2 separate regions of the Homo sapiens genome follow, and region 1 is linked to region 2. A link is a loop called in an ENCODE intact Hi-C map of the cell type or tissue named here. Cell type or tissue: PC-9. All regions are shown on one strand. Links, peaks and the distances in the headings refer to the core of each region. The heading gives the core; the rest is flanking DNA.

The links. Hi-C counts contacts between places; a loop is a spot of excess contacts. Peaks named below come from ENCODE experiments on the same cell type or tissue, not always from the same donor. Only the 100,000 strongest peaks of a DNase experiment are listed, where the experiment ranks them.
Region 1: it touches region 2 in a loop (5-fold over the local background); 15 of 110 quality-filtered maps call a loop at or near these places.

Annotation. Positions count from the first base shown.
Region 1 is chr11:17,012,039-17,027,229 of GRCh38, forward strand. PLEKHA7 (pleckstrin homology domain containing A7) reads right to left here and starts at 2,376. Exons shown (of 27, transcript NM_001329630.2): 1 at 2,278-2,376; 2 at 2,087-2,163; 3 at 1,951-2,008. The coding sequence starts at 2,363. RefSeq lists enhancers at 138-899, 9,506-10,007 and a silencer at 784-1,078. In PC-9, for the core only: CTCF peaks have their summits at 3,221 (motif pointing right) and 3,426; DNase peaks (open chromatin) are centred at 993, 3,483 and 7,393; H3K4me3 peaks cover 3,684 bases; H3K27ac peaks cover 4,766 bases.
Region 2 is chr11:16,949,185-16,964,375 of GRCh38, forward strand. The region is part of intron 3 of PLEKHA7 (pleckstrin homology domain containing A7); the gene reads right to left. Among named protein-coding and RNA genes, the nearest start is that of SNORD147, 31 kb to the left of the region's middle. In PC-9, for the core only: no CTCF peak of the experiment used is centred there; DNase peaks (open chromatin) are centred at 4,727, 7,807 and 11,307; H3K4me3 peaks cover 869 bases; H3K27ac peaks cover 5,545 bases.

The sequences.
Region 1 (15,191 bases), core at 183-8,182, 60 kb after region 2:
ACTGTGCTACCACCCTCAGGCAAGCCACTTCTAACTCCTGCCTGGAAGAGGGCAACAGCCTCAGCTGCTCTCCTGCCTCCCCCTGCAGTGGCCACCTACAATCCAATCTCCTCACAGTGATCGTTCTAAAAACACACACCAAATCATGCCATTTCCCTGCTTAAAACCCTCCAATGACGTTTCACTGGGCTTAGAATAAAGTATGAAAATTCCTCACCCCGGCTCACAAAGCTTTGCGGCATTTACCTTTCTCCTACCTGTGACCTCTCCTCATGCCACTTTCTCCCTTGTGCACCACATTCCAGCCTTCCTGCTCCTTAAACTCCAAGCTCTTTTCTGCCTTAAGCCCTTGCCCTGGCTGTTCGCTCTTCCCGAAATGCTTTGCCAACTCATCATCACATGATGTCTCCTTCTTGTCATTCAAATTTTACTTTAAATGTTGCCTATTCAGAAACACCATCCCGATCTCCCAGTACAACCAAGCCACCCAGTCACTCCATGTCACATCACCTTATTTTAACTTTCTGCACAGTAGTAACCACGATCTGATATTATTATTTGTGTTTTTTACTTATTTTCTACTCCCTTCCCTCTCCTATTAGATTGCAAGCTCCATGAGCACCTAGAACTTTTCTGTTTTTTGTTCCCAATGCCTAGAACAACGTGTGAACGTGTGGCACACAGGAAAATTGTAATAACATCAACTGATGCAGTTATGAGCCAGAGAGGCCCACTGACAGCAAGACTCTGATGGCCCCAGCCAACTCCCCAACTTCACATACACACATATGAGGCAGGGCAATAGAACCGCAGCAAGGCCCTAGTCCTTAGGTCTGTAAATCTCACCCATCAGTATTTTCAACTATTATGCAAGAACCCAAACCAGAAAAGGAGGTTCCGGGGTTTTCTTGAAATAGGCTGCTTTATTCCTAACAGTAGTAGTTCTGACTCACAGTCGCCGAGGTACACCCAGTCAGTACTAGTCAGACCACCGTCCAGACCTTTGGCGAGCTGATTCATTCAGTGAACAAACATTTACCGAGTGCCTACTTGCTGTCCGGCACTGGGGCAAGGGGTCAAAGGCAGTGTCTGGCCTCCCGGAGCTCAGCAGGCAGAGGGAAACACGCTGCAACACAGACTCCCGCCGGAGTGGGAAAGCAAAGCCTGTACTGGCATAGGAGCCTGACCCGCGCCTTCACTTACTGCGCCCCAATCTGACATGGACTGATCCTACAGACCCAGGGTAACCTGGCTGGTGCGCCAACACTCCGGGGCTTTTGCGGAAAAGTCGCCCGTGGACTAACGGAAGCACCAGCAATCCCCCGGTTCAGCTCCGGCCGAAGAGACGCGGAGCGCTCGAGGAAAGTCATTGGTTGACCAGTTCCCTTCCCCACCCCCTCCCTCCCCGCAGGCCCGCGCAGTGGATGGAGGCCGGGGGCGAGGTTCCGACTCTCCAAGACCATCCCAGAGCCTGCGGCGGGAGAGGGGGCGTCCTCCTAAGCGAGATTCCCCTAGTCTCTCCCTCTCCCCACTCCAACCCCGCAGGCCCACACCAGGACAGAACTTCTCGTTCTACTCCTCCCACCCGAGCCCATCCAGGTCCCGGCACTCGCCTCTCCCGGCGGGGCGCAGCCCCAGACCCTAGAGGGGAGGCGTGCCCAGCCCGCACACCAGCACCCGAATCCAGCCGGATTGCAAGGTCCAGGGCGCAGAGTCTGCGGCCTCTTCCCCCCCGGCCCAGGTCCCCAGCGTAGGTGCGGCCCCCACCGCCTTCCTCTCGGAGGCCGCCAAACAACTTGGGCACACAAAACGTTGAGTGTGGCCGCGGCGCAGCGCGCGCCAACGAGCCCGGGCCGGCGGGAGCAGAGGAAGGGCGGGGCGCCCGGCGGGAACGGGGAGGGACCCCCCCCCCGCGGCACAGGTGCGAGCGCGGCGGCCCCACTCACTCACTCGATGAAGTAGCTGGCGCCCTCCTCCGTGAAGCCCTCCTCCCAGCCGCGGGGCAGGTCTGCGGAAACGCCAGAAAAGTCGGGTCAAACTTGGGCCGCCGCTGCGCGCGCCCCCCACCCGCCGGCCCGGCGCCCACCTGAGCGGATCATGTGGCCCGAGTTGACGGGCTCCCCGGTGCGCGGATGCAGCCAGGTCGTGCAGCGGAGCTGGTCACTGCGGGCAGAGAGGTGCACCTGTTAGCGCCGCCACAGCCCGCCGGGTGCCCGCCCGGCCCCCGCCCCCGCGCCCCCACCCGCGTCCCCGCGTCCCCGGGTCCTCGCGCCGCACTTGATGAAGAAGACGCGGCCATCCCGGCACACCCCGTAGGACCAATGCTCAGGTAAAGTGTCCCGCCCGACCGTCGCCGCCGCCATGTTCGCCGAGCGCGGAGCCGCCGCGGGGTGGGGGGGAGGGGGCGGGGGCGCGGGCAGGGGCGGAGGCGGGGGCGGTGGCGGGGGCTCGGCCTGCGCGTGGCCCGGCGGCGCCGCGAGGCGCTCCATCCAGGCGCGGGCTCCTGAGGGAGCGACCGCCCGGCCGGGTCCTGGCGCCCGGAGTTCGCAGCCGCTCCGGCCAACCCAGCGCAGTGCCCGCGGCCTTTGTCCCCGAGCCTTCCCCGCCCCCAGCCTGCTGGCACCGGCGCTCCCCTTTGCCCCCGAGGCCGGGAGACCCGGGCGGCGCGGGGGGCCGCTGGCGGGGGCCGCTGGCGGGCGCGCCTGGGCAGCTTCGGGGCGCGCGGTTGGACCCGACCAACTCCGAAAACGGCGAGCGCCCGAACGCTCAGTAAACCCCAGCCGACCCGCACCACAGAACTTCCCGACCCGGGAACTCCGCTTGTGTGTGAACCAAGTTAACACTCAGGTTCCTGCCATATTCCCAGCCTCCTTCTCTTCCCCTGTAAGGTTAATCGAGTCCACACGGGATTGTTGTGTAGATTAAATGAAGTAACAATCGCATAAAGTGCTTAACCGGACCATGGCATGTAGTAGGTGCTCTATCAACGGCAGGCCGAGCGCGATTTCATTTTCCCAAGTTTTCAGCTGGGATGTGAAACAGGAGGGAGCAGGGTTACCGCCACACACCACTGAGGTTGCAGGGATCGCAAGCTCTTGCCTTCAGTTTCTGTCAAGTAACAGAAAAAAGGGGTTTTGAGGGCTCGGCAGCACGTCCATCTCTGGAAGAGCGGTGGCCAGGCGGGGCCTCTAGGGGGCCCTGCAAAGCTCTTTGCAGTGGCGGCACCCTCTCATATTCGGGTCTTTACTCCTATCTTATCTCCTCGGGGAGCCCTCCCTGAGCCCTCTGCAAAGAAAATCCTTCCCCTCCTTCCCTCGCTATTTCATTACTTGTTTACATTTAATTGATATTTGTGTTTGTCTTGTTTGTTGTATATTAGTTCCAACATGTCAGCTGGATGAGAGAAGGGGCTTTGATCTACCTCATACACTGCCTGGTCTCCAATGCCTGGAACAGCACCTGACTCATGTATGCATTACGCATTCAATAACTGTAGGATGGGGTGGGGCACGGTGGCTCAGGCCTGTAATCCCAGCACTCTTGGAGGCCGAGGCGGGTGAATCACTTGAGGTCAGGAGTTCTATTCCAGCCTGGCCAACATGGTGAAACCCCGTCTCTACCAAAAAAATACAAAAGCTAGCCGGGCGTGGTGGCGGGCGCCTGTAATCCCAGCTACTCAGGAGGCTGAGGCGGGAAAATCGCTTGAACCAGGGAGGCAGAGGTTGCAGTGAGCCGAGATCGCGCCGCTGCCCTGCAACCTGTGCAACAGCGAGACTCAGTCTAAAAAAAAAAACTGCAGGATGAGTGAATGAAACATACTCCACACTCAGACTCCCGGCCACACACACACACACACACACACACACACACTGAGCAAAGACAGAGCAGCAGCTGGGCTCCAGCTGTTGTCAGGCCCAGCCTTCTCGGGACATAGGCTCTGATTGATGGGAGGAGGCGCGCCTGAAAGTGAGACTGTATGCAATGTGAGCACTAGTTATTCAGAAAGGTGCCCAAACAGGTGGAATTAGGCTGGACCCTGAAGGACTGGTTAGGTTTGACTGGGAAAAGAGCACTCCAGAGGGGAGGGATGGGAGAGCATGCACATAATTTTGGGAGGGCTGTGAGATGTTGATGAGACCATAAAGGGGCCCTTCCTTGGGAACAGACAGTGGTGTTGGGGAAGGAGGCATTTATGAGTTAGAAGAGGTAACTGGTTGCAGAGGACGGGGGACACCTGTCTGAAGGAACCTCCTGCCTCTGAGGAGGTTGTTGAGCAAATGAAAATAGGAAAGCGGTGTTTTGCTAGCTAAACATTGATTTTAAATAATACATTAAATGGGCAAAGGGTATGAACCCACAGTTAATAGAAAAGTAATACAGATAACTTTTAAGCAAATGAAAAGATACTGAGCCACTTCATAATAGAAGAACTGCAACTTACGGTGAAATACTATTTTTTTAGATGTCAGATTGGAAAAGATAAATTAGAAAAGATATTGGCCAGGCGTGGTGGCTCACGCCTGTAATCCCAGCACTTTGGGAGGCTGAGGCGGGTGGATCGCTTGAGATCAGCAATTCGAGACCAGCCTGGCCAACATGGTGAAACCTTGTCTCTACTAAAAACACAAAAATTAACTGGGCATGGTGGTGCATGCCTGTAATCCCAGCTACTTGGGAGGCTGAGGCAGGAGAATCACTTGAACCCTAGAGGTGGAGGTTTCAGTGAGCAGAGATCACGCCACTGCACTCCAGCCTGGGTGACAGAGTGAAACTCTGTCTCATAAAAGAAAGAAAGAAAAGATATTGTAGAGAAAGACATTCTTGTTCATTGTTGATGGGACTTTAAAATGTTTGAGCCTCTTCGAAGGCAATTTGGCACAGCTATTCCAACCTCAATGTCTTGACCTAGCAATTTCATGTCAGGAATTTATCCTACATTAGTGCTTACATGGGGCACAAATTCCAGTGTACTAGAGTATTCACTGCAGCATTGTCAGTAATTACAAAGAACTGGAAATAACCTTAATGTCTATCAAAAAAGACCTGGTTGATTAAACTGGCACATTCCTCAACAACAACAACAACAAAAACAGAATGCTATGCAAGCTGTAAAAAAGAATGAGAATAGATCCCTACGTACTGATATAGAATGGTCTGTAAGATATTAAATGGGCCAGATGCAGTGGCTTGTACCTATAATCCCAGTACTTTGGGAGGCTGAAACATGAGGATGGCTTGAGTCCAGGAATTCAAGACCAGCCTGGGCAACATGGCAAAACTCCATCTCTACAAAAGATACATTAGCCAGGCATGGGGCGCATACCTATAGTTACAGCTACTTGGGAGGCTGAGGTGGGAGGATCACTTGAGCCCTGGAAGTTGAGGCTTCAATGAGCTATGATTGGGCCACTACACTCTATTCTGGGTGACAGAGCAAGACATCATCTCTAAATAAATAAATAAATAAAGTGAAAAGGCAGGCTACAGTACTGTGCATGTGATATGCTACTGTTAACATACAGATATAGTCCCTACACTGTCAAGAATCAGGTAAAGTGATTGCCTCTGAGGAGGGAAACTCTAATAGGAATGGTACGAGATTTACTTTACCTTGTTTCCCCTTTCATACTGTTTGATCTTTTTATCATTTAAAACATATACATATAGATACATAGAATAATACAATTCATTAATAGGTCCAATAAGAGACACACTGAAATTATCTCAATAAATGCCAAAATATGTAATCAATAAAACTCAATGCCTATCACTGATTTTCAAAATTATATGTTAGAAACTAAAATAAAAAATAGTGACAAAAGAGTATGCAGAGAAACTTTATGTCTCATACATTGCTAGTGGGATGTAAAATGGTACAGCCACTCTGAAGAATAGTTTGGCAGTTTCTTTAAAAAGGAAACTTTTTTTTTTTTGAGCCAGAGTCTCACTCTGTCACCCAGGCTGGAGTGCAGCAGCACAATCTCAGCTCACTGCAACCTCTGTCTCCTGGGTTCAAGCAATTCTCCTGCCTCAGCCTCCCGAGTAGCTGGAATCACAGGCATATGCCACCAAGCCCAGCTAATTTTTGTGTTTTTAGCAGAGTCAGGGTTTCACCATGTTGGCCAGGCTGGTCTTGAATTCCTGACCTCAAATGATTCACCCACCTCAGCCTCCCAAAGTGCTGGGATTACAGGTGCAAGCCACTGAGACCAGCCAAAAACTAAACACTTACTTACCATATAACCCAGTATTCACACTCCTAGGCATTTATCCCAGAAAAATGAAACATTTTTCCACATAAAAACTTGTACATAATTATTCACAGCAACTTTACTTGTAATAGGGAAAAACTGGAAATAAGCAAATGTCCTATGATAGGTAAATGGTTAAACAACTGTGATATATCTATACCATGGAATAAAACTCAGTAATGAAAAGGAATTGATACATACAACTTGGATGGATCTCAAGACATTATGTTGAGAAAAAAAAAAAGCCAATCTGAAAAGGTCTATAATGTTCTCAAAATATATTTTTTTTAAATGTAGAGATGGCGAACTGATTATTAGTGGTTGCCAGGAGTTAGGGATGGTGGTGGGGAGTGGGAGGATGTAAGGATGTAACTACAAGGGAATAGCATGAGGGAGATCTTTGTAGTGATGAAATAATTCTATATTTTTCTGGGGTTTTGTGTTTTGTTTTTGTTGTTGTCGTTGTTGTTGTTTTTGAGACAGAGCCTCCTTCTGTCACCCAGACTAAAGTGCTGTGGTACAATCTCGGCTCACTGCAAACTCCACCACCAGGTTTAAGCTATTCTCATGCCTCAGCCCCCCCAAGTAGCTGGGATTACAGGCACACACCACCACGCCTGGCTAATTTTTTTGTATTTTTAGTAGAGCCAGGGTTTCACCATGTTGGCCAGGCTGGTCTTGAACTCCTGGCCTCAAGTGATCCACCCTCCTTGGCCTGCCAAAGTACTAGGATTACAGGCATGAGCCACTGCACTGACCATAATTCTTTATCTTGACTGCAATCATAGTTATACACAAATTGACACTCAAATAAAATAACAGAAGTATATAAACACATTGTATCAATGTCAGTTTCCTGGTTTTGATATTGTTCTGTAGTTTAATAAGATGTAACCATTGGGGGAAACTGAGTGAAGGGTAAACAGAGACCTCTCTATTATCTTTGCAAATTCATGTGTCTATAATTATCTCAAAATTAAAAATTATTTTAAAATGTGTTAGAAAATTACAAATAACCAAATGTTTCTTTTGAGAGTATCTCTCTTAGACAAACAGAAACATTCTTTAACAATGAAACATTAAAGACCAAAGATCATATGGCTAGTTATGTAACATAGACCAGACTCCAACACCTGTCCAGGGCCCTTTCCAGCCTAATTATCTCAGGACAAAGCACCATCAACTGTGATAATAGGCACTTTTTGTACAGAGGCTCTTTCTCTTGATTGGCCCTGGTGAAGGACTTTATTTTACACTAGATGCTCGTGATGTACATGGCACTAAGCCATCAACTTAAATGCAAAATAGTCCATGTTCAGAAATAAATCAAAATGTGATTCAGTCAACCAAACATGTGCCCAGGAATTTTCAGCTTCCGGGTAACCAATAATTCGTTACTCTCTTGTAAAAAGTCTCCTTTACTCTCAAGGAGACAGCATGGCATGATGGAAGAGCATGGCCTTTGGGGTCAAACAGATCTGGGTTGGACTCAGGGTGCTGCCCTCTCACTAAGTTCTGTGACCTTGGACACACCACATATCCTTATTTATTGAACATCTGTTGGTAGTAGATACTACAACATTCTAGCACTTCAATGGTCTATACACCATGGTCCCCACCCTAGGGCGTTCTCAGTATTGTGGAGAAGTGGATGCTTTAAATGCTGGAAGACAAGAGCTGCTCTGGAGCAAGCAGGGTTGGGGGTGGAGGAACACTGCAGGTACCTGAGGATAGAACACAATCAATGACTCCAACCTGAAGATAGAACACCCAGCATAGTCCTTGATGTTAGCCCCGCTCCTTTCCCACCTGCGATGGTGGTTGTAAAACTAGCCCTATACATTATATTTTTTAAAAAATAAATGTTTTTTGAGACAGTCTCACTCTGTTGCCTAGGCCGGAGTGCAGCAGCAAGATAACGGCTCATTGCAGCCCAGGCTCCTAAGTTCAAGTGATCCTCCCATCTCAGCCTCCTGAGTAGCTGGGTCTACATGTGGGTGCCACCACATCCAGCTAATTTTTGTATTTGTTGAAGAGACAGGGTTTTGCCATGTTGCCCAGGCTGCTCTCAAATTCTTGAGCTCAAGCGATCTGCCCGCCTCAGCCTCCTAAAGTTTTGGGATTATAGGTGTCAGCCACTGTGTGAGGCCTATAAAATTAATTATTGTTATTATTTTTTTCAGATGGAGTTTCACTCTTGTTGCCCAAGCTAGAGTGCAGTGGCACAATCTCGGCTCAATGCAACCTCCGCCTCCAGAGTTCAAGCAATTCTCCTGCCTCAGCCTCCCGAGTAGCTGGGATTACAGGCAAGTGCCACCATGCCAGGCTAATTTTGTATTTTTAGTAGAGACAGGGTTTCTCCATGTTGGTCAGGCTGGTCTCGAATTCCCGACCTCAGGTGATCCACCCGCCTTGGTCTCCCAAAGTGCTGGGATTACAGGCATGAGCCACTGCGCCTGGCCAAAATTAATTTTTAAAAAGATGAGAAAGAAAAACAAACCAATTGGTAGTCCACTCAGTATGAATCATGAGATCAACTTGTTCTCTGACCTGCTTCTTCATAGTTATTTGGTGTCTATTGTTCTGGAATCACATAGACCCTGGACTGTAGACCCTGGAATCACATAGACCCTGGACTATAATGTTTATAGACAACTTAAACATTATAAAATGTTAAGTTTTTCCTTTGAAATAGTACTTCAGGTCCTACATACTAATAAAACTACTGACTCTACTGGTCTGAAGGACCCCATGAAGAGCTGACTCACCAAAGAATGCAGTTTCCACATCCTGAGCTTTTCATCCCCCCCGTGCCCAACCAGTCAATGTCTTCAGTTTTCCAGCCCCTCACCCTCCACAATCCCCTTAAAAGCTCCAGCCCAAAACTCCACAAAAAAATAAATTTGAGGGTCTCCTCCTGTCTCCTCACTTGTCACCCTGCAATCATTAAACTCGTTCTCCACTACATCCCTGCTGTCTCAGTGTAATTGTTCTATTACTACACAACAGACATACTACACAACACACATACTACACAACAGACATACATACACAACATTTGGTCCTAAAGCGGTAGGGAGCAGGCAGCATCCATACAAGACGTTCACAGGTCCCAGAGCAGTGAAAGGACCCCACAAGGTCAGCTAAGGTTTCTTCATCTCTCACCCTTGTTCCCACCACCATGCTATTCTCTGTGCCTCTGACGTAATCACCCTCTGCCTTTATATTTTCATTTAAAAACTTTCTCTTAAGCATCTACTTTGTGTCAGTCCCGTAGTAGGAGACAATGTAAGCAAAGAGAGATAGCAGGAAAATAAACCATTAGAGTTCTCCAGAGAACAGAACCAATTGAGAGATTTATTATAAGGAATTCACTCACGTGATTCTGGAAGCCGATACGATCTGCAGTAGGCACGCTAGAGACCCAGCAGAGCCAATGGTGCAATTCCTACCCTCAGGCCAGGAAAAAAACCTCACATCCCAGCTTGCAGGCAGTCAGGCAGGAGGAATTCCCTTTTATTTGGGAAAGGGTCAGCCTTTCATTCTATTCAGACTTTCAGCTGATCGGTGGGCCCCCCAACATGCGCGCATCAGAGAGATCAATCTGCTTTACTTAGTCTCTTGATTTAAATGTTAAACTCGGCCATGTGAGCGCGGTGGCTCATGCCTGTAATGCTAGCACTTTGGGAAGTGGAAGCAGGTGGATGGCTTGTGCTCAGGAGTTCAAGGCCAGCCTGGGCAATGTGGCAAAACCCTGTCTCCACAAAAACAAAACAAAACAAAAAAATTAGCTGGGCGTGGTGGCATGTACCTGTAGTCCCAGCTACTTGGGAGGCTGAGGTGGGAGATTGCCTGAGCCTGGGAGGTTGAGACTGCAGTGAGCTGAGATCATGCCTCTGCACTCCAGCCTGGGCAACAGAGTGAGACCCTATCTCAAAAAAATAATGGTTAAAAAATTGAAAAAATGTTAAACTCATTTAAAACACCCTGACAGAAATGCCCAGTGTAATGTTTGACAAAATACCTGGGTATCCCGTGGCCTACTCCTGTTGATACATAAAATTAACCGTCACAGTAAGACACAGTCCCTTCCTCTTGGGGGTCTCTGGTATAGCAACAAGTAGTACCTTGCTGCTCTCAAATTAGAGAGGGCTTTCCAGGAAGAACGGAAGCCACCTGCCCATGAGCCTTCTGCCTTGTAACTTCAGATGAGGACTGCTTGTCCCCCCAGCCCCAGACTTTCAGTTCCCAACCCCCCAGCCTGTTTGCAGCACTGCCAGCTCAGGGGCTGCATCCCCTTTCCTTTTTGGTTCAGCCAAGAAGCCCACTCTCCCTGACACTTTTTCTCTTTTTAATTCTAATTTTCATTTTACAATCTGTGGAAGAGTTGCAAGTATAGTACAAAGAACTTTTTTTGTAAATATTTGACACATAAGTTGTGCATATGATGCCTCATTACCACCTCCCCAACACTTTAAGATGTTTTTGCTACATATAAGGATATTCTCCTATGTGATCACATTACAAACACCAAAAGTCAAAATCAGAAACTAATGTTGCCATATTACTAAAATCTTATCTTCAAACCCTATTCAGTTTTTCCCAGTTATCCCAACAATGTCCTTTCCAGCATGAGGATTCAGTTCAGGATCATGGGATGCATTTAGTTGTATCTACATCCTTCGTTCTGTAACAGTTCCTGATGTCTTTTGTTGGTTACTACAACATTGACACCTTTAGAGATCATAGGCCAGTTATATTGTTAAATGTCCCACATTTTGTGTTTGTCTGATGTTTCCTTATGATTAGATTTACTGTATGCATCTTTGGGAGAAATATCACATAAGGGATGCTGTATTCTTCTCATTGCACCCTATCAGGCAACACATGCCTTCAGGTTATCCCTGATGATTACTGATGATATTCGCTTTGATCCCTTAATTGTGATGGCTCCTGTCAAGCCTCTCTACTATGAAGTTACTCATTTCCCCTTTGTACTTTTTGAAATAAATATTTTGCAAAGAGATGCTTTAAAACCATGTAAATATGCCACATCTCACCAAATATTCAGTGTATTCATTTATTCGTGTCTGCATATGCACACAGTTTTCTCTTATTCAATGAGTTATAATCTGTTTCTATGGGTATTTATTTTGATACACAAATTGTCCCAGATCTTGCCAGTGTGAGCCCTTGGAGCTGGCTCTTGTGTTCATTTGATAATGTCACTATCATTCATTGAGTCCCTCCTTGCTTTCAGGTACATTAAGATGTTCCAGGCTCATCTTACACTTTGCTGTAAATTCAGCCATTTCTCCAAGAAGCCTCAGTTTCTTTTATTGGAAAATGGTGTTCAAAAACCAAGATGTATGTGCTAAGTATGCTCATGCTATTAGGGTGTTGCTATTTCCAGGCCTTCTCAGTGGGCAGAGCTCTACACACATTTATATATTTAATGATTTCTATATTTGCATATAGATATATAGCTAAATATTGAAAACTGTAAGTTCACACCAAGACCTCCAATTCTAATACAATACCCTGGTAACTTCTCCAACAGTGAGAGACCTAGCTCTCATGATTCTTAATGTACTCATTTGATCAATCCCCCTGTATGTAGCCAGTATTCCATTGGGTGCCTTCCTCATGCAGATGCCCGCCTTACCTTACTCAAGGCTCTGACATCCCACATCAACCACACTGCAGATCTTCCTCCATCCCCCCGACACTTGGACCCCCCCTTACTCTGTCCTTGTTCCAACTCCTGGTCTATGTCATCACACCCACCCCACAAATGCCTTCCTTGCCTTACCACCTTGATTGGGCAATTTCCTTATCCCACTGGAGTGCCAACACCTTAAGCAGAGCCATCCCTGTCGAGGGCACCCCCCCACCTGCATTGCCTCCTTGGTACCCTCCTTTTGGCATAGGAGGCTCCTCTTCCTCTCCCCATACCCCAAAACACACACACACACACACACACACACACATCCAACACATGCCTTGCTCACACCCTCCAATGGCTCTTGGACTAATTTCTTCAGGAGGGAGAGAAAAAAGTTAAGAGGCCCAAACACTTCTTTTTTTGTTTTGTTTTACTTTTGAGGCAGGGTCTTTCTCTGTCCCCTAGGCTGGAGTACAGTGGTGCCATATCAGCTCGCTGCAGCCTCCATCTCCTGGGCTCAAGGGATCCTTCTGCCTCAGTCTCCCAAGTAGCTGGGACTACAGGCATATGCCACCACATCTGGCTAATTTTTTTTTTAAATTTTTTTAGTAGAGGCAAGGTCTTGCTATACAGCCCAGGCTGGTTTTGGACTCCTGAGTTCAAGTAATCCTCCCATCTTGGCCTCCCAAAGTGCTGGGATTACAGGCTTGAGCCACAGTGCCTGCCCCACCACCCCCCAACACTTCTTAACAGGCCATCCTATTGTCATTTCCACTCCAATTATCATATCACTAGCCAGGCTCAGTCAGCTTCCCAGACCCACAGGGAAATACAAACCCACACACCTGTCACATTGTAGAGGGGTTTTAGACTGACACAGCCCTAAAGTACTGCTGCACAGCTCAGGGTCCATGCAGCATGTGCTTTGTCACACTGCTTTGGCAACTCCAGATATCAATGTCTTTGCCTCTTTTTCCAAAGCACTCAGACACACACCTAGGCCCATATCCCACAGCATCCACAACCCATCCTCAGAACACAATCCACAAGTCTTGGTCGTTGTTTTTCAATATATTGCAGAGCACATGAAAACACTTTACAGCATTTAAGGCAAAAAATAAATAAGTAAATAAATAAATAAATAAATAAATAAATAAATAAAGGTCCCAAACACCTCTTCTTATAAACATGGCCCTGCTTTAGCAACAGGTCTCCATTATGAAGCAATTTGGATTTGGACATCCTATCAAGTTACTTAAAACTAAACTCTGCCGTATAGTGTTTTACTTGGTATTTTTTGTGTGGCCACAGTCTAGTGTGATCAGAGAAGCCACACAGACATAAATTCCCAGTCCTGATTCCATTGATTATTAGATATGTACTTACCCTGAACATCTGTAAGATGGGAGTAATGATGTTTACCACAAAGAGTTAGTGTAAGGATTCGATGAGAGAACTTGCATTTGAGCCATCTGGAGAGAATGTTAGTTTTAGCACTAACGATCGTTTATAATACTGCTGAGGAGGAAGGACTGACATCACCCTGCTTGAGAATCTAGTATATGTTGGGCATTTCCTATCCATTCATGAGCCTGAGAGTACTTGAGAAGTTTTGATCTTGGACACTGCTGTGCAGCTTTAAGGATGATGAGGGGGAAATGGAAAGAGTCCTGAAGGGACCAGTGTCAGAGACAGATAGAAAAGGGCTGCCTGAGCCGGGCGCAGTGACTCACGCCTGTAATCCCAACACTTTGGGAGGCCAAGGCGGGTGGATCACCTGAGGTCGGGAGTTCGAGACCCGTCTAACCAACATGGAGAAACCCTGCTTCTACTAAAAATACAAAATTAGCCAGGTATGGTGGCACATGCCTGTTACCCCAACTACTTGGGAGGCTGAGGCAGGAGAATTGCTTGAGAGGCAGAGGTTGTTGTAAGCCAAGATCGCGCCATTGCACGCCAGCCTGGGCAACAAGATTGAAACTCCCATCTCAAAAAAAGAAAAGAAAAGGGCTGCCTGGGTCCCTGGGAAGACCCAGCTCCCCTCTGTATCCTAGCCAACTCCTTAAGTGCACACAACCTCAGCTGACCACATAGGTGGCAGTGATAGCAAATGGTGAGGTGGGTGGGGGTGGGGGTCCTGCAGCTCACTTTCTGTCCTGCGTAATAAGGGAGAGATCAGAGATGCATAGACTTTTAAACTGGTACGGTTCTTAGAGATGGTCCTTGGCCTTCTGTTGTTGTTGTTGTTTTTTTCTTTTTCTTCTTCTCCTTCTCCTTCTTCTTCTCTTCTCCTTCTTTCTTCTTTTTTTTTTCAGAGTCTTGCTCTGTCACCAAGACTGGAGTGAAGTGATGTGATCTCGGCTTACTGCAACCTCCACCTCCTGGGTTCAAACGATTCTCCTGCCTCAGCCTCACGATTAGCTGAGACTACAGGTGCCTGCCACCACACCCGGCTAAATTTTGTATTTTTAGTAGAGACAATGTTTCACCATGTTGCCCAGGCTGATCTCGAACTCCCAACCTCAGGGCATCCACCCACCTTGGCCTCCCAAAGTGCTGGGATTGCAAGTGTGAGCCATCACCCCGGCTCTCTGTTTCTTTTTCTATAAAGTGAGGAGCTGGAGTATTTGTCTGAGGACCCAAAGGGACCTTTGGGACCCAGGAAGAACTAGAATCCATGACTCCTGACCTCCAGCCCTAAGCACTTCCCCCAGATCAAAGGTCCCCTTTGGCTTGCCTGTCAGTCCTCTTTTAGAAATTGGCTGCATTTATAGGTGGAGAAACTGAGAGAGGGCAGAGCTGGTATGCTCAAAAGTGGAAGGCTCAGCAGGAGATCTGCCTCCTCCCTCTTGTGAAAACAAGGTCCTGTGCTTGTTTTTCCACATCTACTGTAAGACACTCAGGAGGATCCCCAGCCACTGTGGACTCACCCTGGTGCCCAGGCCACACTGTGGCAGTCATCATGAAGGGAGAACCTCCACACACTTGTCATGGAGTGGGAGCACGTGGCATCTCGTGAACTCTTCTGGTAGGTAGCTTGTGGCAGGTGGCAGGAGGCTGAGTTTAGGGAAGACAGCTAGGAAAGGAAGGAAGGAAATTAACAGTTACATAGCCCTTACTGTCTGTCAAGCTCAATCATCTCACTTCTCACAACTACCTATAGGTTTTGTTTTACAGATGACGAAACTAAAGCTTAAAAAGTGAAGTAAAGGCTGGGTGTGGTAACTGATGTCTGTAATGCCAGCCAAAGTGGAAGGAGTTCTCAACCAGCCTGA
Region 2 (15,191 bases), core at 3,456-11,455:
CCCATCTGCCTCCTTTGTGCTCCTCCCCACCATTCACCACTACACAGAAGCCATGCCTTCCACCTAAGCCCCATCTCCCCTGCAGGTGGGAAGGGGTGGCACAGGGTCCTGCTCACCTTCTAGGCCTCATTTAGAAGACTCTAGATGCTCAGCAGTTGAAATGCATTTATAATGTTGGTTTATTGTCCATGAAACCAGGAGTTCTCAGATTTTAAAGTGAACAACATGGGGAGGGAGCGGTGTGACTGAAAATTGTAAACTCTCAGAGATTCTGGTTCAATAAATCTGGGTATGGCCCTGAAATCTGCATTTGTAACAAAACACTCTATTATACACACATGAATCTGATGCAGATGGCCTGTGGATCACACTTAGAGAACACTGCTAAGCAATTAACTTATAACAAATGCCCCAAAATTGTTTGCTCATTCATTCATTCATTCCAATGTCTGTCTGCCCACTATATGCCTATCCTAGGTACTTGGAGGAATAAAGAAGAGAATCAAGAATTGGATCTTACCCTGAGAGTCTATCTAGCACAGGAGTTAAGACATGGATATAAATCACCAATGTAAACCAAGGCACGATACAGAAAGTAACAAATGCTGTCAGAGCATGGAGATCATGAGCTACAGAAATTCAGAGGAGGGAGAGAAACCAAACTGGAGACAAACAGATGGAGGGGAGGGGAGAGACCAGAACATCAAGCCAAGATGAGGTTCTGAGAATGGGAAACTGGTCAAGAAAGTCAAACTCTACAAGGGGCATGGGAATTAGGCCTGTCAACAACCTTTGGACTTGGTGAGTAGGAGGCCAAGCAGATCTCAGAGAGTGGAGGATGAAAACCAGACAGCAAATGGTTAAGGGGGGAGTGAAGGCAGAGTAAAGTGTGTGTGGGGCGGGGGGCGGGGGCGGAGCACAGAGAAGGGAGGGAGCAGGGAGAGGAGTCAGTGGGAGAACAGAGCGCTGAGAACCATTTTCCAAGAGCTGAGAAGGATTTTATCCTTTGCTATATACCACGCCCTAGAATCTGTGAGGCAAGAAAATAGAACCAATGGGCATGGACATGAATATCATTACGGGTGAAGTCTCAAATTAAGGCATACTAGCCTTCAAAGAAATGAAAGAAGAACACCCAGAGCAATGATGGAAAGAGATCCCAATCAGGAAGTTTCAGGGATCCCAGTTCTTCCTGGTGCAAAGCTGTCCCCTGATGTTCCAGGGAGCTGGAAACAAAGGGATAAGAAGGCTGTGCATACCCACAAAGAAGAGGGTATGTATGTCCCTACTTCCTCTCCTTTGGGAAGAGATAAGACTTTTTTTTTTTTTTTCATAAAAGGAAATCTCTGCTGGATACAGAATAGAGTCCTGACTCCTAAGCATGGTCCGCAGGCCTTCCACAATCTAATGCTCAAGTACTATCCAGCCTGATCTGCTCGCCATTGTGGCCCCACAGATATCTTAGCCTCACATGCCTACCCTTAGCCACATTCCCTCCACCTGCCCATTCCCTCAGCCTGAGCCATTCACATCTCCAAGCCAATGCACATAGGGCTGCCCTGCATGGAACAGCTTTTTCCAAACATTTTCCCAAACATTTTCCCCTCATTCAGATACCCTTGCCTAACTCCCAGGCCTTTATGCTATAGATAAAGTGTTTCCTCCCCACCTCACTTCCTCGTTCATGTTTCCCCAGCTACATCTTTCTCTGCACTGCATTTTCACGACACTCAGGAATCCTTCTACCTTGGCATTCATTGCACTGTGTAGAAAGCATCCATCGCAGGCCTGCCTCACCTTCAAAACTGTTAGCTCCCCAAGGGCCAGGAACCAGTCCCCAACATCCTTCTATTCTTTTAATCATAACATTTACTGAGTGCTTGCTACGTGTCAGACAGAATTTATCTGTATTATCTCATTTAATCCTTCATAATTTTATGAAGTTTATCATCCATATTGCAAAGACAAAAACAAAGCCTGGTAGCATTACGTATCTTACCCAGTGTTACACAGCTGGAAAGTGGAATACTGGTATAGGAACCCAGGCAGTTTCACCTTGCCCTTCAGCCTCCTCCATGCAGCATGGGGAAGGTGTTCAGTTGACATTAGTTGAGTGAATAGGGATGGCTGAGAATACTCTCCATCAGTCTAAGAGGGGAGACATCATGACGATGATGATGATGATGATGACGAAGAAGACAACAACAATAACGGTGCATTCTACCAAGCACTTACCACGAACTGGGCTCTAGGTTAAGTGATTTACCTGGATTGTCTCACTGAATCCTTATCTTATGAGATAGATATTTTTATTAGTTCCCATGTATAATGCAAATACGGAGGCCCAGAGATGATAAGTAAAAGAACTCAGATACAAACCCAGGCAATCTCACTCTGAGACCCAGACTCTTATCCACAGGGTCATGCCATCATCTAGGTAAGCTATGTAAATGAAAACGTAAAAGTTTAGAGGCAATGCAAAACCATATGGGAAAGGAGATGGTTAGAGACATTTCTGGGTTAGTAACTTGTCAGTTTTAATCAGGGAATGCCTCTTGGAAGAGCTGGTCCAGAGCTGCATATTTTAAAGAAAGGAAGAATAAATTAGGGAGCTCCAAAGGGATGAGACTGGATGATAAAGTGCTGGTGAAGGTTTATCCATAAATACTCAACCATATCTAATTACTAGCATCTCTGTGCTTCTGTTTATCTTTAGTTCCCATCCCTATGAGACAAAACAAGTATGATTTCAGAGGAAACTAAGGTCTAACTGAGGAATGGAACCTGTGAGGTATCACACAGCACCTGGACTGTGATCTGAAATAGCCTTCCACACTGCTGAGTGCTAATGCACTATATCTGTGGGGCCCAGCCTGACCCAAAATGGATACACACAGGTCCCCCAAGATCAGTTCCCCTCTTCCTCCTCAGCAAGGATTTTTAGTGAATTTTAGCTGGGCACCTTATAACCCAGAATAAAGACATTTCCATGCAACTCTGAGTAGCTGTGTGAATAAGTCCCGATGAATGGATGTAGGTAGAAGGACCATGCAGGACTTTGGGTATTCCTAAAGGGGTAACTGTGTGTGTTAAGGAAGTGAGAGGGGAAAGGGAGGTGATCCTATCCACTGTTGCCTGGAATAAAAATGACGGCAAAACTCAAGCAGCCATATTAAGCTCCTTTCTGCTAAGGAGGGCAGAAAAGCAAAACATAGAGTGCTTGGGGCCCAGAAGACTTTGTGAGACCAGCCCAGTAGTTCTGGGATGACAACCTCCAGACTTTCATGTGAAAGAGAAATCAATTTCAGTCACTGTTCTGTCAGAGTTTCTATCATTTGCAGCTAAACATAACCCCAACTAATACAAATAGGAATAGTTACTTTTAACTTAAAAAAAAAAAAATTCCCAGACTTTCGTCATAATACAGGTGGAGTGTCTTTTACCTGAAATGCTTGGAACCAGAAGTGTTTCAGATTTGGGGTTTTTGCATATTTTAGAATATCTGCAGAATACATATTGGTTAAGCATCCCTAACCCCAAAATCTGAAATCTAAAATGTTTCAATGGACATTTCCTTTGAGCACCATGTCAGTGTTCACAAAGTTCCAGGTTACAGATTTATCAACATTAGGAATGTTCAACCTGTAATTATACTTTGAGTATTTCTTGACTTTAAAAACACAAGAGAACAAAGCCTCTATGTATCCAACAAAGCTTTTTCATGAATTAACTAAATTTAAAAAATTTTTAATTTGCTTTTTCACAATGGCATCTACATATATTTGAAAATAGTATTTTTTTGACAACTGACACTACAATAATTCTGAGGTTCCCCACCAAGGGGTCAGCCCAAGATTTGGGGAACCCTTGCCCTAAATGACACAGGGAGGTCAAAGAAAAGTTTCATGGAGGCAGTGAAGTTTGAGCTATGCCTTAAAGGCTAAGGATTAAGTTGCCAGATGCACAGGAAGGGACAATGAAAGGACACTGTAGACACAGGAAACAGCAAAGGTAAAGGCATGGTGAGGATACTATTAGTTCCTATTGGATTACAATCTCAGAGACCAGTCTTAAACCTTGGTCTTTTTCACAGTAATCAGCAAAATGCCTTGTACTGATTAACCAAACGAACATAAGAAATTTTAAATGAGTATGAAGAATCCAAAGAAAGTTATAAGAAAGTTCTTTTGTGAATCCTACAGTGACTATAATCTGTAAGACTTAAAGTCCTAAGATCTTGTGCCAAAAGAAAATGAACACAATAAGAACAATTTTGTACACTATTTCCAATTTAAAAGATTAAATAAGCTAAACCAAATGATAAGGACCGGGGCTTTCCAGAATAGTAATAAAACCAAGATTCTGGATCACATGCTTGACAGGTAGATTTCATTTTATGCTCTACATATTTTTTTGCACTGAAATACACAGAAAAACTTACACAAAGTTTATATTAGAGCCCTTTATTTATTAATTCTTAATATTTGAATAAATAATTCTGTATTTAAGGGCACCACTTTCACTGCCTCCTAAAGGTAAGTATACTTGGTTGACTGGAAAGGGCAGTGTTTTTCTAGTTTGTGTTTATTTTTCTGTTCAAACATATGAAAAGTCTATTCTTCACTGTGCAGGAAAATGCAAAGCAGATTTAGAGGGTGCTTATGGGTTTCTTTCACCTCTCCCTTAAGAAACTGGTAAGACAGGAATGTGACAAATGGCACAAGGTTTATAAAACAATAATTTGCCCTTTATCATGATTAGAAAGTTGGCTGACTGAACAGAAACTTATATAAAGTTCAGAAACAGACCCCTCACACACACAGGAAGCTACAATTAGTTGGGGAGTCATATGGAAATTTCAGGGCTTCACTGGTTGAGAAGCAAACAATGCAAAGATAGAGGACACTCCACAAGGCAAGAGGGATTTGTAGGGTTTCTGGCCTTACATATTTTGTTAAACAATAGCCAAAAAATAAGATAAAATAAAAATATCACTATAAATGTTTTCTTATCCAGCACTATTGGAGCAAACAATAAAGAACCAATAATGGCCAGGCACAGTGGCTCACACCTGTAATCTCAGCACTTTGGGAGGCTGAGGCAGGAGGACTACTTGAGGCCAAGAGTTCAAGACCAGCCCTGGCAACACTGTGAGACTCCATCTCTACAAAAACAACAACAACAACAACAAAAATTTAAATTAGCCATGTGTGGTAGTGCACACCTATAGTCTCAGTTACTCAGGAGGTTGAGACAGGAGGACTGCTTGAGCCCAGGAGTTCAAGGTTATAGTGATCTATGATCACACCAACACACTCCAGCCCGGGCAACAGAGCAAGACTCTGTCTTTAAAAAAAAAAAAACAAAAACTAATAAGATAGGATGCTGGATGCTGTTAGTTATTTGAAAGGTCACAGAAATTATTCAAATAAATTTCTTTGGAAGATAGCAAAATAAAACAACAAGAAAGTTAAATATTAACGACATACTTTACAGTTGTCTCATGTTTTCTTTTTTTTTTTTTGAGACAGAGTCTCGCTCTGTCACCCAGGCTGGAGTGCAATGGCGCAATCTCGGCTCACTGCAACCTCCGCCTCCCAGGTTCAAGCAATTCTCCTGCTTCAGCCTCCGGAGTAGCTGGGATTGCAGGCACCCGCCACCACACCCGGCTAATTTTTTGTATTTTTATTAGAGACGGGGTTTCACTATGTTGGCCAGGCTGGTCTCAAACTCCTGACCTCGTGATCCGCCCGCCTCAGCCTCCCAAAGTGCTGGGATTACAGGCATGAGCCACCATGCCTGGCCTCATGCTTTATTTTCACATATACTGTTTCATTTGAAACAGTTTTTGCAAATGTCAGAGTAATTTTTAATTCCCTTATCAGATGGATTTTTTATTTACTCAAATAATTCCCAAACAACTGTTGAACGCAAAGCACTATGCTAGGCGCCCTAGAGAATACAAAGAAGAAAACTGAAACCCCCAATGAACCCTGATGCTTAGGCTGCAGCAGGCTAACAGGAGAGACTTGCTGAATGAATGAATGGTTTTTCCTGGAGTATTCCTCTGCTACCCATCAACATGGCAACTTCCTACTTATCCTTCAAGGCCCAGTTCAAATATTGCTTCCTATTGAGCATTCCCTTTTCTGTATCCCATGGAATAAACTGCCCCTGTGTCCCTAAAGTGTTCTATACAAATACTCATGAAGATACTTGTTGCCTTATGGTTGTTTACTTACCTGTTTGTCCCACTGAACTGGGCTTAAAGGACCATGACCTACTCATTTTTTATTCCCCAGCATTTAGTATAGTGCCTGGCACCCAGTAGAGGTTCAGTTAGGTGTTTGCGTTAATCAAATAAGTCCACTGCTTTCAGAATAATAGAGGAGATGATGTATATAGTTAAGCTCAGAATCGATGAAGCTTAAAGAAAATAACTGCTTAGATGGAGCTCTAAGTTTTTATTGTTTTTTCCCCTCCAGGCCATGCCAAACATGAGCCAGCAGTCCACAATGGAAGGACAGTGAAGACTACCTCCAGAAAGCTCTAGAATGGGGGCTTGGGGGAAAATGGGATTTTAAGTTCAGTTCTCAGTTATCTAAAATTAAGGCAGGCTTAGTAAAACCACCGAAGGGATCTAAAATGACTGGAGAATGGTTAGAGACCTGGTTATCTAGAAAGAGGGGGATTCTAGAGACCATACATAGTCACTTAAAAAGCAGGGGTGTGCCAGTAGTCCCAGCTACTCAGGAGAGGATCGCTTCAGCCCAGGAGTTTAAGGTAGGCCTGGGCAACACAGCAAGACCCAGTCACCAAAAACAAAAAAACAAAAAAGTTAGGGATGAGTATGGTAAGTGACCACACGCAGTAGCCTAGTTTGTGGAAATATGTTCTTTTTGTACTTTCCACAGGGACCAGGCAAAACAATCATATTCTCTTCTCATAACAGAGCAGCTCAGAGGAGTATGTACGTATGTGTGTGTACACATACGTACCTATTTTGTTTTATTTTTTAGAAACAGGGCTGTGCTATGTTGCCCAGGCTGGATTTGAACTCCTGGGCTCAAGTGATCCTTCCACCTTGGCCTCTGGATTAGCTGAGACTCTAGGCTTGTGCCACCATGCCCAGCCACATGCACGTGTTGAATACTCATTCTGTACCAGGCACTAGCAAGTGCAATTCTGAAGGGGGAAGTAATCCCCCAGGACAAGTTAACACCCACTTAGAGTATGAACCACTTGGTTCCCAGAGGGGAGAAGTACCTTTCCCAAAGTCACATAACACAGCAAAGATAGACTCTCAGTTTAGTGTTCCTCCCACCAGCTAGTTCCATGGCTCTCTCTACTGATTAACAGAACCAGCTAATGGTCCTTCAATAATCCCACGCTCACAATGCCACAGTAAGATTTAAAGATAGCTTGTATTTTAGTTATACCTAATCCAGGTCTGTGACAGGGATAAAGGGAAATCCTCATAGTCCTGGATTCCAAAGGAGGTATGAAGTCTACTCCCGCCTGGGCCCTAATCCACAATCTGTCTATAAAAGACATCTCAGCCAGCTTTATTCTGGTGCTTCCTGCACCTGGATGAGAGACAGGAAGCAGCATATCACACTTACCTGAGGTCTCTGGCGGTTATAATGTTCTGCAAGGACTGGCCAGCCCTGTCAACTCAATCTAAAGCAGTTTAACCAGTCAATGCAAAAGTTACACTGCCTTGAAGAACAGAAAGATAAAGACAGCCCAGATGATCCCAAGGAAAGTGGTAGGTTTAAGTTTTGTGTAATGTGAGGCATTATCACCTCCCCCCGTGGCTTTAGGCGCAGCATTAGTCACCTGCTAAGGAATTGTTCTGATGGATGAGATAAGACTCAGGTAAGCAACAGGGAGCCCAAAGGTTAGTGGCAAGAGCCTTTCATTCAAGGGAAGAAAAAACTAACAAAAAAGGGGTTTACTTCACAACCACTTTCAAACTAAATTCCATGGGGATATTCAAGAATACATGTTCTTGTTAATCTGAGATACAAAAAGAGGTCTAGGCATACAGATGTTCAACACATTATTACTTATGGCATTAAAAAACTGGAAACAATCTCAGTATCCAAAAACAAGGAATTGGTTAGAAAATTCTGGTATATCCATATGACAGAATCTAGCTTTATGATGAGAAGACCTCATGCTGAAGACCCGAGGCTTATTTAAATCGATCAATAAAAGCATATCCAGCAGCCATTAAAAATTATCTCATGTATGATTCCATTTATATGAAATATCCAGAGCAGATAAGTCTACAGAGACAGAAGGTAGATTGGTTGGTTTCCAGAAGCTGAGAGAAATGGGAAAAACTGGCTTAGCAGATAAGGGTTTTTACCTTGGAGTGATGGGACTATTCTGGAACTAGACAGAGATGATGGTTGTAAAACACCATGAATGTGGTGAACACCACTGATTTGTTGACTTTAAAATAGTTAATTTTATATTACATGAATTTTACCTCAATAATTTTTTTCTTTTTTTTTTTTTTTTTTTTTTTTGAGACAGAGTCTCGCCCTGTTGCCCAGGCTGGAGTGCAATGGCACAATCTCAGATCACTGTAACCTCCACCTCCTGGGTTCAAGCAATTCTCCTGCCTTGGCCTCCTGAGTAGCTGGGATTACAGGCATGCACCACCACGCCCGGCTAATTTTTTGTATCTTTAGTAGACACGGAGATTCACCATGCTGGCCAACTTGGTCTCAAACTCCTGACCTCGTGATCGGCCCACCTCGGCTTCCCAAAGTGCTGGGATTACAGGTGTGAGCCACTGTGCCTGGCCTTACCTCAATAATTTTTTAAGATCATATCTCAGCCAGGCATAGTGGCTCACGCCTGTAATCTCAGCACTTTCGGAGGCCAAGGTGGGAGGACTGCTTGAGCCCAGGAGTTCAAGACTAGCCTGGGCAACATGACAAAACCTCACCTCTACAAAAAATTTAAAAAATTAGCTGAGCATGGTGGCACACACCTGTAGTCCTACGTACTCAGGAGGCTAAGGTGGGAGGATCAATTGAGCCCGGAATGCTAAAGCTGCAGTGAGCCATAATCACACCACTGCATTCCAGCCTGGGCAACAGAGCAAGACTCTGTCTCAAAAAAATAAAAATTAAAATAAAAAAGGTCACGCTTCAGAGGAAAACTTTGTATCATAATGCAATATTTATGGGATTTTTTAAGTAAAAACAGAAAAAAGAATATCTGTGTATGCATGATTCCAAGTTGTGGTGAGGAATAATGTGCGTATATGCATGAGAAAGGAAAGACTGGCAGCGTAGACATGCAAACAGCCACAAAGAGTGATTAACTCTGGATGGAGGAATAATTAGTATAGTTTTTACTTTCCATCTCTGTGCTTTTCCTCTGTATTTCCCAAATTTTCTACGGTCTAATATGCATTATTTCTGCAATAAGAAAAAGAACTATTCTGCAAGTGCAAGATATACAGATGTATACATGGAGAATGTAAGACCTCAATAATATTTAAAATGTCCCCAAAATCTAGAAGGAAATATGCTAAAATCGTAGCTATCATAATCCTAGGATGGTAGGATTATAGGTGACTTATTTTCTACTTTGCTAATTGCTCAATTGCACAGCCGATGTAACCAGAGCAAAACATACTGAAAAGAAGAAGAAAGATGAACACTGTAACCCAGAAGCAGAATGGGCAGTACCCATTGGAAAAACAGAAGTGTCAATGCTGGGGTGGGTACAGGCGGGTGGGGGGAAAGAGGCCTAGAGCCCTACCTAAGCCAGGAAGCTCCTTTTGTTTACACTTGCTGGCTGGCCACCTGCCATTGCACCCTTTCAGACGTTAGCCCAGCTTCCCTGACACCACTGTTGTTTCGTTTTTTGTTTTTTGTTTTAACTTTTATTTTAGGTTTGTGGGTACATGTGAAGGTGTGTTACATACGTAAACACATGTCACATGGGTTTGTCGTACAGATTATTTCATCACCCAGGTATTAGGCCCAGGACCCAACAGTTATCTTTCTGCTCCCCTCTCTCCCCCTCAGGTAGACCCCAGTGTCTGTTGTTTCCTTCTTTGCTCTCATGAGTTCCCATCATTGAGCTCCCATGTCTATCCACTTTCAATCTCTCTCCATCCAGTCAGTGGGAATGGATGGAACTGTTAAAAAAACATGACAACTGGAAAGAAAATTCAAATCCTGTCTTGTGTGTGCCAGATTACCTCAGGAAACTGCAGAAAACATGTTTGTAAACGTTTAATAAAATTCACAGAGCCAAGAAATGTGCCTACATGCTTGGATTATCTTTTTTCAGGTTCAGCACCCAATGAGGGTGATGTGTGAGAGGCCAGGCCCATAGTGAATCAAGTTTGAAAAAGTGGACTAAGGAGAGCCATAAGAAGTAACATCAGGTCTGAACACCCAGGATAGTAACAGATGAGAATAATGAACCTGAATTGGCTCCGTGAAACCACAGTGGTATTGAAACCACCTTGATAGAAAGGCTGGAGCAACAAAAGGCCTACTCAGTTGAAATCTAATCTGTGTTAATTAACGCCCCTGAGAATGAAAACACTTCTTTATCAGTGTGTGGTTCCTGGCTAAAGCTCTCCCATAAAACCTGCTTCTGGAGGGGGTTGCGGGCTCCCCTCAGCAGCCCTGGAGGACTGTACCTACTTCCCCCCAGGTACCAGGAGGCAGGGCCTGCCTCCCCGGGCCAAGCCCAACTGAAGGAGCCCAGGTAAGGCTGCAGGATTGTCAGAGCTAAAACCTACTGCCCCCCAAGGGATCTACTGACAGACCAGAAGATGTGCAGTGGCAGGTCCTGCCCCCCAACCTCACTCCTGTGCCCTCCTTTCGCTGGCCCAGGCTGTGTGTGTGCACACACGCCTCCACATCCACACAGGTTCTCACGCCCTGCTCTGCTCCGGCTTCACTCTCCACTTTAGGCCACGTTCCTTTCAGGGGCCCCCTTCACTCCCGGACGCTGACCCTGTTCCCTTTTGTCCAGAATGCATAGCACCCCCACCAGCTCCCCTGCTTCCACAGCCAGGACCCAAGTCCAGGACTCAAGTCCCACCCGCCCTGGAGAAACATGCTACTGTTCCCAAGTGCCTGGCACCCAGAGCAGGAGGCATGGGCCCCAGAAGCCTGAGCTGGGCCAGGAAGTGGGAATGAGATAAGCCATCTAGATTCCAAATTCTCCCTGTATTTACTCAAACGTTGCCTGAGCTCTGAGTTGGGGGGCAGGGGAAGAAGGAGACATACACACCCCACCCACCTCCACCGCCATGGGCAGAAACAAGCACTGCAGAAGGTCACAGATGAGGCAAGCGTCGCCCTAGGGGTTCTAGGAAGGCCCTTCCCTCATCTGTGACCTTCCCATGTGAAGTATCCAGCACAGAGTCCCCTGCAACAGTAGGTGCTAACTATAAACAGGTGACTGCAGGGCAAAGAGGAGAAAGGGGAGCCACAGCCCAAGGTGATACTCAACCCCTGGGTCCCTGCTCAGCCACAGGAGAGGTGCTTAAATAATAAATAACAAACAACAACGACTGTGTAACAGCTACACCCCATGGCTGAGGCCTCCCAATGCCTTAGGGTGGGAACACTGCCATGAGGGACCCTACCTTCACCCCTAACAGACAGATGGGGACACCGAGGCACACAGGGGGCTGGCCTAGGCTGGGAAAGCAGCTCTCACTCCAGTTACCCACAACTCCTTGAACCCAAGCTCATCCTGAAACTTCCAGCTTCGTTTCACCACGTCAGCCCCTGCCTGTCTTTCCTCCACAACAAGAGACCCAGCCAGCAAGTCCCCCTCCACCCCACTCAAGGAAGGCCACTGCCCCGTGCCCAAGAGGGGGTCTCTGTCTAAAAAGCTTGATTCTCTGAAACATTCCTCCTCATTATCAGCTTTTTTCCAAATCCAAAACACAAAACCCTCAAGTTTTAGAAAAATCGGGTCATTCAGCGAAGTTTCCTCAGTGAGGTCCCCAAACCACCCTGTCCCCATCCCCAGTCCCAGCTGGTTTCTCTGCCACTCACTAGGATGACCAAGGCTCCAGAAGAAAGGACAGAATCTTGGCGACTCAGCCAGGCAGGGCTGTGGAAAGGCCGCCCAAGCGCCTTGAGGTGGTCCTAACGCCAGGCTATGCTCAGCTCATCGGAGAGTAAGACTCAAAGATGGGAAAAGTACCTGCTTCTCACACCAGCCCTGGCCTCTCAAAGGCTATGAGCCTTCCTCAGCTTCCAGCCAGGCAGCCAAGAGCTCCAGAGAGTTTACAATTACGGGCTACAGGCAACCGGAGAAGTGGCCCAGAAAAGAGGCCCTCCAACCCTGCACCCACCCCTGGCTGTGCCTGGAGGGTGACATCCTGAGCTGTTATTCTCCCCTGGGCAGCATCATCCCCAGAAGGGGACAGAGTTGTTTCAACCTTGGTCCTCAGACACACCCTGGCATCATCAAAGTGAGAGACAGGATTCTGGCAGGGCCCGGTGTGTGGAAGGTCACAGCAGACCCATGGCATCTTCCAGAGAGGGGGTGAGAAGGCCATGGACTTTTGAGTCAGATGGTCCTGAGATGAAATTCAGGTTATGCCATTAATTCGTGATTTAACTTAGGCAAGTCTTTCACTTCTCCGTGCTTCAGTTTTCTCACCTGTAAATTAGGATCAGTACCACCTGCCTCATTGGCTGCTGTGAGATAACATGAGTAAAACACCTATGGAAGGGTCTGGCACATAGTAAGTGCATGACGAATATGTCCTGTGGGGCCTGACCACAACACACCAGGTATAAAGCAGGAGCCTACGTTGCAAAATCAAGCTGATCCCACTCCCACTTCAGAAGGGAGGAAATGGGGGGAAGCAAGTCAACCTTTAATCGATTCTTTTTCCTAAAACAGTGCCCTGTGCTTCAGATGAGGAGGCAGCCCTGTGGCTTTGGCAGAAATGACTGATGTACATGGTGGCAAAGTGCTAGAGACAGACTGCCTGGATTCCAATCCCATCTTTGCCTCTCGCTGGCTGTGTGGCCATGAGGGGGCTAATTAGCCTATGTTTTCTCACTCTGAATGGGCATTATCACAGTGTCCACCTGATGGGGTGGTTGTGAGATCACTTGTGTAAAAAGACTCTTGGCGACCAGTCAATGAGCAGTAAGTGCCCAATATCTTTCCACCGTGGTTATTATCTCCACTGTGCAACACTCACGACCCAAAACCACCTTAAGTCTTCGCTCCCTGAGAACTCAAGTTCTGCCTGTAGCCACAAGCACCTTATTTTTGGATACAGTCTCATACCATTGCCCAGGCTGGAGTGTAGCAGTATGATCTCAGCTCACTGCAACCTGTATCTCCTGGGTTCAAGCGATTCTCCTGCCTCAGCCTCCTGAGTGGCTGGGACTACAGGTGCATACCACCATGCCCAGCTAATTTTTATATTTTTAGTAGAGATGTGGTTTCACCATGTTGGCCAGGCTGGTCTTGAACTCCTGACCTCAAGTGATCCACCCACCTCAGCCTCTGAAAGTGCTGGGATTACAGGCATGAGCCACTGCACCTGGCCCACAAGCACCTTGATGTGGTCCTTTGGCAGCCTCCCCTGAACTTGTGTTTCTAAGAATGTCTCATGTACCCACATCTCCCAGAAGCAACAACAACAACAACAAAAAGAAAATCACAGTGCTCAAGATATGGGGCCTGGCTACTGGTGCCTTGGGAACTAGATGGCACTGAGTGGAGCTCTGAGTTAAAGATACAAGAGAAGCAAATGCATACTTGTTCCTCCCACTGCAAGACAATCAGAGTGACGAGGAGCAAGGCAGCCACTGCAACCCTCTGGATTCAGCCTCCTTTTCTGTAGATGAGGTGGCCTTCCACTCCTTGACCCAGGATGTATCACGGAAAGACAAGGCCTTGTACACAGTGCAGTCCTCCTAGAGGAGGGCCATGCCACTTCTGTGCAGCTCCAGGACTGGGACAGGGATGGTGACATTAGAAAAGCAGAGAAGCAAGTGCCTGACCTATAACCATATTTGGTATTTTCTAGACTTCAGCATCTTTTATTTTTAGAGGTATGTGTTCCAATTTGGTTGAGGTAGCTGCAGGCTCCTTGTACCTTGCTTAATTTAGGACTTTTTTTTTTCTTTTTTGAGGGTGGAGTAGGAGTTAAATACAGCTTTACTCAGCCACCCCCTGGATTCTAAGCCCTAAATTTAACTCCAAAGAAACTTGTCTTGCCCTACTTCATGATTCCAAACCATAGACAGAAACTATTACCTGTTTCTGCAAATCAGAGAGCCCTGACAATGGAGCACCAGGGAGGTGTGTCATCCATCCTGGGGTGCTGGGCTGCAACACTGGAGCTGTCGTCAGCTGACTGGGGAGAGGGGCAAGAGGGGGAACAAACGGCCCTACTTTGTGGCCTAAATCTTGATGAACATGTCCCCTGGGGAGCCAGGAGAGCTATTTGTACAGCCAGTCAGAATGACCAGGGTGTGGCCACAAGTGTCCCATTCGAGTAGCCCTAATCTGGCAGCAGGTATCCAAAAGGACAGGGACACCCTGGCATCTGATCAGTAGGTGCACTGCATTTGGACAAAAGAATTAACTACCTGTTTCTCCAACCCTGCCCCCAGCCACCTCTCATTGCTTTTATGTTTAAGGTCTTATTCTTACTTTATTATATTCGCAATGTTGTGCAACCAACGCCACTATGTTCCTAAAACTTTGTTACTACCTCAAACAGAAGCACTCTTAGTTATCAACAACCCCCGATTTCTCCCTTCCCTCAGGCCCTAGAAACCTCTAATCTACTTTCTGTTTCTATGTATTTGGCTATTCTAGGTATCTCATAAAAGTGGAATCATAGAATTTGTCCTTTGGTAATTGGCTTATTTTACTCAGCATGATGTCTTTGAAGTTCCTCTGTGTTGTGGCATGTGTCAAAATTTCCTTCCTCTTCAGGGCTCAGTAATATTCAATTATATGTATATATCACATTTTGTTGATCCATTCATCTGTTGATGGAAACTTGAGTTCTTTTCACCTGTTGGCTACCATGAATAATGCTGCAATGCACCTAAGTGTACAAATATCTGTTTGAGCTCCTGCTTTCAATTCCTTTGGGTATATACCTAGACATGAAATGGCTGGATCACAGGGTAATGCTATTTAGATTT